Regions from separate parts of the Homo sapiens genome. Here region 1 is linked to region 2. A link is a contact called in ENCODE POLR2A ChIA-PET data. All regions are on one chromosome and are shown on one strand. Each heading gives the region's core, a stretch centred on a gene start or an enhancer-like site at or near the end of the contact. The rest is flanking DNA. Distances are from core to core; before and after follow the strand shown.

What was found. ChIA-PET counts read pairs that join two places held with the same protein, here RNA polymerase II (POLR2A).
Region 1: POLR2A ChIA-PET joins it to region 2 with 27 read pairs in CD4-positive, alpha-beta T cell. The contact joins two enhancer-like sites. POLR2A ChIA-PET finds 5 or more read pairs at or near these places in 2 of 52 experiments (CD4-positive, alpha-beta T cell and activated CD4-positive, alpha-beta T cell).

What each region holds. Positions count from the first base shown.
Region 1 is chr7:130,880,131-130,884,141 of GRCh38, reverse strand. It overlaps LINC-PINT (long intergenic non-protein coding RNA, p53 induced transcript), which reads left to right. Exons shown (of 8, transcript NR_170176.1): 8 at 1,406-3,150. Among named protein-coding and RNA genes, the nearest start is that of MIR29B1, 4.6 kb to the right of the region's middle. Within about 2 kb of position 1,786, at least 6 of the 41 ENCODE cell types and tissues checked have a DNase peak (open chromatin) inside an H3K27ac peak, as active enhancers do.
Region 2 is chr7:129,437,685-129,441,819 of GRCh38, reverse strand. STRIP2 (striatin interacting protein 2) reads right to left here. Exons shown (of 21, transcript NM_020704.3): 2 at 1,729-1,798. Among named protein-coding and RNA genes, the nearest start is that of STRIP2, 5.3 kb to the right of the region's middle. Within about 2 kb of position 2,704, at least 5 of the 41 ENCODE cell types and tissues checked have a DNase peak (open chromatin) inside an H3K27ac peak, as active enhancers do.

The sequences.
Region 1 (4,011 bases), core at 537-3,036, 1.4 Mb before region 2:
CGATCCTCCCACCTCAGCCTCCCAAGTAGCTGGGACCACAGGCGTGTACCACCCACGCCTGGCTAGTTTTTTAAAATTTCTTTTGTAGAGGCAGAGTCTCCCTGTGTTGCCCTGGTTTCAAACTTGGGCCAAGTGATTCTCTGCCCCAGCCTCTCAAAGTGCTGGGATTACAGGTGTGAGCCACCGTGCCTGACAAGCCTGATATGTTTTTTTAAATGATCATTAGTATTTGATCTCTACTCTTTTTCTCTCAACCACCCAACTCCCGGTTTACGGTCAGGAAGAATCTATAACATGAACTCCTGCTTAAAAACAAGGGTATAGATCCCATATTCAGGTCTTAGACTGGGAAGAAGAGAAGGCAGTCAAAAATATTAAATATATGAATTTCAGTAAATTCAGTTGGGGATGCCATTTCAGCTTTGCAGTCAGTTACTCCAGAATATGTCAATGTATGGCAAAGCATGTGACAGCAGGATCTCTGCACCCTCTCCATTTACCAGCTGTGGTGGATCTCTTAGCCACATCTCTGTTTATAATGTGCTTATTGAAAACTAATGTATTACTTTTATTATCATAGCTACCATTTACTGAATATTTACATTGTGCTAACACTGGTTCAGATGGCTTCATCATATTTACCTGATTTAATCCTCACAACAACCTTATGTGCTAGGTCCAGTTATTACCATCTTTTTTTTTTTTTGAGACGGAGTCTCACTCTGTCGCCAGGCTGGAGTGCAGTGGCGCGATTTCGTCTCACTGCTGCAACCTCCGCCTCCCAGGTTCAAGTGATTCTCCTGCCTCAGCCTCCCAGGTAGCTGGGACTACAGGCACATGCCACCACGCCCAGCTAATTTTTGTATTTTTATAGAGACGAGACTTCACCATGTTGGCCAGGATGATCTCAATCTCTTGACCTCGTGATCCGCCCATCACAGCCTCCAAAAGTGCTGGGATTACAGGCGTGAGCCACCGCACCCGGCCTATTACCCTCATTTTACAGATGAGGAGACTGAGGCACAGAGAGTTAAAGTGATTTGTGCAGGGTTGTGTGAGGAGCTGGTGGCAGAGCTTGGCATTCTGGCTCTGGAGTCTGCATTTGGCCATCTCACCGTACAGTGTCATAGAAACAGGAAACTCGAGAAGATAAACTGCCAGGCTGTATTTTGGAGTCAGTATTTTAACACTGTCACCATCTCAAGCATGATCTGTGGGACTCATCACTGTGCTCTTTGACTTGAACTTCTTTAAGGTTAGTGGGAAAATGAAGCTTTAGAGAAGATGGGACTGGCCTAAGGTCACACTGCATGTCAGAAGTGTGGTGGAGGGTCCAGGTCTTCTGACCATTCAGTGCAAGCCAAATTGTGCTAATTTCCAATTTTTCTCCCTTTCTCTTGGTGAGCTATTTGGTGCTACTTCTACTCCTCATGACCAAAGCTGGCTTTCATGGTTTACTCATGTACTTACTGATGAAACCCTGAGACTTGGGGCCAGTGACTGTTCAGAGGTCCATGTGAAGATGCGCTGAATGGTATAAAGGACAGAGCAGTAAAGAGTGCTGGCTGAATGCCTGGGCTGGCAATCAGGCATGTTGGAGTTTGAGTCCCAGTCTGCCACTCCAGCTCTGTGACCAAGAGGAAGTGAAGTCATGTACCCTTTCTAAGTCTCTAGCCCCTCTTCTGAAAGACGAAGATGCCACCACCAACCATGTTAGTGGTTGTGAATGCCAAGAAAGTCCATGTGAAGCACATAGCATAGTGTCTGCCATGCGTTAAGTGTTCCAAAAATGGAAGCTATGACTATTTCACAGAGTACACTTCCCATCACTTTTCAGTTCATTTTGGCCTTCTCCCTCAAAAGCACTCCAGTGTTCTGATCCAGCTGATAAAACACCAAACATTCACATAGTGCTTTAAAAGTGACCCACTGTTTTTACAGACTGCATTACATATGACCCTAACAACCACTGCAATATAGAAATTCGCATCTCCATTCTCCAGATCAGGATACCGAAGCTCAGAAAAATTAAATGATTTGCCCAGGATCACATAGTTAGTAAGCAGCCCAGCCAGATCCTGTGTTAACTTGTTCATCCGCTTCCTATAAGAAAACATCCATTCAAGGCACATGGGGCAACAAAGAAGGACTTAGAGCTGTGTGGCCCCTCGTCAGGGCAGTACCAGTTGCACCCATAGTCCGGCCTGAATACTCAGCTTAGGACTATTGTGTCCAATGTCCCAAACATTTTGAAGCTACATCTTAAAGAAGTGTCCTGCTCAGATGCAGTTCTCCTTGTGAAATCCGCAGGCCCCAAGGAAAGTGACTTTAATCCAGTTTGCTCATGCAAGAACAGACTGGCATTTCACATCCAGGAAAACAATGGATTTGTACTGTTCAGCTTTTGCCATGCAAGGAGTTCCTGGTGTGGTTTATTAATTTACATCTCAGGCTCCAGCTTCACTATCAATCAGATTTGGAAGAAAAAAGTTACAAAGAAAGGCAGCTTGCTGAGAAACAGCGGAAGCATGACGGTACAGACTGGGTTTTGAAATGGAGACACATTCTCATGGCTTGTGGGCTGAGAGACACTGAGAAAGGATTTTGTTCTTGAAAGATGATTGTTTTAATGCTGGAGATGGAGAGTTTTGACAATTTTAAGTGCATGTTCTGTGTGTAAGAAAGAGTCATTACGTTTTTTTTTTCTTTCAGATGTTGCCATGCCTTAAAATTGCTGATGATTAAAATAGAACATCCTGAGTTACAGAAATTCAGCCCTAGTGTATCCTGGCCTAAAAATACAGAACAATCAAGTTGATTGTTGGAAATGAGAGGCTAGGCAGGGTTGGAAACATGCTAATGTTTACTGAGTGAAATCTTTCCTTCTCAGTAGAGTTGCCCTTGCAGCTGAAAGTCACTGAAAGACTCAACAAAATAAGCAGATCCCACTTGTCTCACTCTGTTCTCCTATGCATGCCCTGGAAAGAGAATGAATGAGCCCTTTTTAATTTATCAACTGGTTTTCTTCCATCTCTTTACTAGTGAGCCATGGGGGTTTTTTGCCGTTAACTGGGTAGCCAGTCTCTTCATGGAGACTTATTTTCAGGAAACTAGCCTCTTGCTTTATGTGAAAACAAGGACCCAACTCAAGATGTCTTATCACAGTGTGTTCTGTTGCGTAACAGTTGCATCTGTAGTCCAGCCTCAATACTCAGGTTGGGACTGTTTTGTCCTGATGTCTCGAACATTTCAAAGCTACGTTCTTAAAGAAATGTCCTGCTCAGATAGAGCTCTCCTTGTGAAATCCTCAAACCCCAGGGGAAGTGACCTTAAGCCAGTTTGCTGGCTTTTCATGTCACAGAAAACAATCGACTGCCACTACTCAGCTGTTGCCACACAGGAGTACCTGGCGTGGTCACTACTTGCCAACTCAGTACCCCACTTTCTCCCCAAGGACATAAAAGCAATGTGGGAAGATATACCAAATGACCTTGTCACACTGGGCTAATATGAAGAGCCCACAGATGCAAAATAATGTATCATACCTTTATTCTTCTGATTTTTTTTTTTTTTTTTTTTTTCGGAGACAGTCTCACTCTTTTGCCCAGGCTGGAATCCAGTGGCGCGATCTTGGCTCACTGCAACCTCTGCCACCCGGGTTCAGGCAATTCTCCTGCCTCAGCCTCCCGCCCAGCTAATTTTTGTATTATTAATTAGTAGAGAGAGGGTTTCACCTTCTTGGCCAGGCTAGTCTTGAACTCCTGACCTCGTGATACACCTGCCTTGGCCTCCCAAAGTGCTGGGATTACAGGCGTGAGCCACCGTGCCTGGCCTTTTTTTTTTTTTTTTTTTTTTTTTTTTGAGATGGAGTCTGGCTGTATTGCCCAGGCTGGAGTGCAGTGGCATGATCTTGGCTCACTGCAACCTCTGCCTCCCAGGTTCAAGTGATTCTCCTGCCTCAGCCTCCTGAGTAGCTGGGATTGCAGGCATCCCATACCCGGCTAATTTTTT
Region 2 (4,135 bases), core at 1,455-3,954:
ACATGGTGAGACTCTGTTTCTACAAAAGATAAACAAAATTAGCTGGACATGGTGGCACAAAATTAGCTGGACATGGTGGCACAAAATTAGCTGGGCATGGTAGGGCATGCCTATGACCATAGGCATAGCTACTTGAGAGGCTGGGGTGGGAGGATCACTTGAGCCCAGGAGCTCAAGGCTGTAGTGAGCTGAGAGTGTGCCACTCAAGCGTAAGCAACAGAGCCAGACTCTGTCTCAAAAATAAAAAAATAAAAAATAAATATATTGATTTAGATCAATTATTATTTTAATGGCTATTCAATAGCCTACTGCACTAATATGCTATAGTTTATCCATTTCCCTACTGATGAGCATTGTAGGTTGTTTCCAACTTTTTACACTGATAAACAAGGCTGCAATAAACATCTTTGTACATTTTCTTGTGCCCAAGTGTAATTTTCTTTAGAGTGGATATCTAGGAGTAGACTTGTTGGGTCACAATATGTGCACATCTTCAACTTTGCAAGATATAAGCAAAATGCTTTTCAATTTTATACTCTGCTCCCCCCATGTCTAGCAGTGCATAAAAGTACTAATTTCTCTGCACCCTCACCAACCCCAGGCTTTTAAGTTTTGCACTCTGATGATTGTGAAATAATATTTTATTATTTTAATTTGCTTTTCCCCATATACTAATAAAGTTCAATATCTTCTCATATATTTATTGACCATTTGGCTTTTTCTTCTATAAATTCCCATTTATATTCTTTGCCCATTTCTTTGTTGGGTTGCTCATCTCTCTCCTCTCTTTAAAATATATATATATTTATATCATATTCCTATTATGAATTCTAATCCTTTGTTGGTTATTAAACTTAGCTCTCTATTTCTCTGTCACTCATCACAAAATTTATTCTCTGTGCTCATGCACAAGAACGTCTTTAAAATTGTTTGTCTCTTTTCTCTGAAAAAGCATGCCTCAAAGTATCACTTCCATGTGACAGAATATTTAAATTTCACACATCTCCACCCAAAGCTTGTTTATTAATAACTGGCATTCATAGCACATGTAACATGGAGGCCCTTAATGTGAGGAGATCACATTTACCCTAAGCTAAAAATCCAGACAGAGACAAGCAGGCCAGCACTGAAAGAAGAATGGAATTACTTAACCCCAGCTCATAAACATCCAAGCAGAACTCTACTATGATGGATGCAGGTGACATGTCCAGCCTTGCTCAGCTGGCCAGTTGACTATAGTTTTTCCTCGGACTTTGCTGAGATTTTAATAAGGGGCAGTTGCGAGAGGAAGAAGGAAAAGATGGAGGTAGAGGAGACAAAGGAAAAAGAGATGGCATGGGATAGAAAGAGGGCAGCAGAAAGAAGTAGGCAGGCAAAGATATGGGTGACAGGAAGAGAAAAAGAGAAGGAATATGGAGAAGATGGAGAGAAAACTGATTTGAGAGTGCACCAAATCAGTTATTTTCAAAGAGAATAAAGAAGAGTGAGCAGGAAAGAGTGATAGAATGACAGAATGAAGAATACCATAGCCAAGGAGAATCACAGAAGGAAATGTGAAGACAAACAAAGAGATATTTACCACTTGGATGGAGAGGAAAAGGAATGTGGAGAACAGCCTTTGTTCAACAGCCACTTGGTGAGAACAGACAAGCTTCCAGGGAGATCACAGGCCCCTTCCCTCTCCTCCTGGCCATTCTTCCACTAGCTACTGACCCATCTACCTCATACCTGACAACTCGGCTGCATGCCCATCTGCATCTCCATACTCAAACTCCAGAGTGGGACAGTCCACAGAGCCCTGTAACAGAGAAATTTTGTTGGTAACTGGGATAACTTGGAAAAAGGGGTTGCCAAGGGAAGACTGTACCCTTATTTATCTTCTTCCCCTCATGGAGGCCAAGGTTAGATCAGGGAGACAGTTAGGAGAGTCCTATTTGGGTCTTTCATCTCAGAGGTACCCTACGCCAAGCCAAAACTTGAGTCTCAGTGTGGGGAGGGGCTGAGGATTCCTATACAAAATCGGAAAGTCTGAATAAAGGGCCAGGATCTCAAACATATATGAAAGCTATGGTCTGTGTCCATATCTAATCTACATGAACACAGACCAGAGGAGCATCTAGCTGATTTATATAAAATTGAGACAGACAGAAACAAAGAGAACTGGATTCTAGCTTCAGTTCTGTCATCAACCCACTGTATGATATAGATCAAGTCTCATGCTGTGGATCATAGTTCCTTATTTTTAAAGAGGTTCTTTAGCTCTAATATTCTGCAACTTTAGGATTGTCAAATGATGCAACATCTCCACTCCAAGTTGTAGTAAAGATTACATTTCCCATGACGTTGTATGTATAAATTTATAATCCTAGTAAATATGTTTTAATATAATCCCATCTTCTAACTTAAACATTTTGGGATATTTCCTTCCTGTATATGTTCATACATATGAATTTTTAAAATTTTCAATCTCAGCTCTGTCACATACTATTTGATCTTGGACAAGTTAACCTCTCTGTGCCTCAGCGTGACATAAAAAATATACTGTTCTTTGCCCCTGGTTCCTGGTACAGAGCTCCTGAAACTCTTAGAAGTTCCTGAGTGATAGGAGTGTCAGTTATTCATAATGAGTCACTGTCAGCTTTACCAGAATTTATGCTCATGAGGTGACTTATGTTAGGAAAGACGGAGCACATGATTAGAGGGTTTAACTTTCAGCACCACCCCCACATCCAGGGAGGGGAGGGGTACTACAGATTAAGTTCAGTCATGTGGCCAATAGTTTAATTATGTCTAGGTAATGAAACACCATAGGAAAACCCAGAAACAACTAGGTTCAGGCAGCTTTTGGGTTGGGGAACAAACAGATGTGCTAGGAGAGTGCTGCCCAGGGAAGATAAGGAAACTCTGCATCACCCCAAACCCATACTTCGTCCTTCGCATCTCTTCCATTTAGCTGTTTCTGAGTCATATCCTTTATAATAAAATTATAATTCTAAGTACATGCTTTCCTGAATCCTGTGAGTTATTCTAGCAAATTATGGAACCTGAAAGGAAGATCATGATAACCGCTTAATTTGTAGTTGGCCAGGCTGAAGTGTAGATAGCTTGGGGATCCCACCTATGGCTGGTGTCTAACGTAGGGCCTTGTAGGACTGAGCCCTTAACTTGGGGGTCTGTGCTAATTCTAGGTAGTTAGTGTCAGAATCGAATTGAACTGTAGGACATCCAGTTGGTGTCAGCGAATTGTTGGAAAATGACCTGCTCAGTTTTCCCATCTGTAAAATGAGGATAATAACAGGACTTACTTCATAGGGTTATTTTAAGGACTAAATGAGTTAATATAGGAAAGGCACACGGCCTAGCACTTCGTAGCACTATGTGAGTGGTCACTCTATGATTTTAATATTATACTATAAAGGCATTCTTCTCACATTATTATGACTATTAGTTTAAATGGTTGTATAAATGGATGTACATTTATTTGTTTACTTAACTAGTTCCTTATTGAATATTTAAATGGTTTTTAATTTTCCTTTATTATATGCAACAAACTGTAATAGACTTACACTTTTTTCTATATTTAGGATATTTCCTAAGCATAGATTTTTATAAAGAAAATTAATGAATCAAATCTTATGAACATTTTAAAGTCTCTTTGTATATAAGTTGCTCCCCCAAAACATTATGCCAATTTATACTGTCAACAAAGCAAATTGGCCGGGCGCAGTGGCTCACGCCTGTAATCCCAACACTTTGGGAGGCCGAGGTGGGCGGATTACGAGGTCAGGAGATCGAGACCATCCTGGCTAACACGGTGAAACCCCGTCTCCACTAAAAATACAAAAAATTAGCCGAGCATGGTGGCGGACGCCTGTAGTCCCAGCTACTCGGGAGGCTGAGGCAGGAGAATGGCGTGAACCCGGGAGGCAGAGCTTGCAGTGAGCCGAGTTTGCGCCACTGCACTCCAGCCTGGGTGACAGAGTGAGACTCTGTCAAAAAAAAAAAAAACAAAAAAAAACAAGGCGAATCATGTTTTAATCCACTATAGCAAAGATTTCCAAACTTTTGGATTAAAAGGAACAGTAGGGAAAAAGAAAAAGGTGGAGAGTGGCAAATGACATAGGGTTGTTGCTGT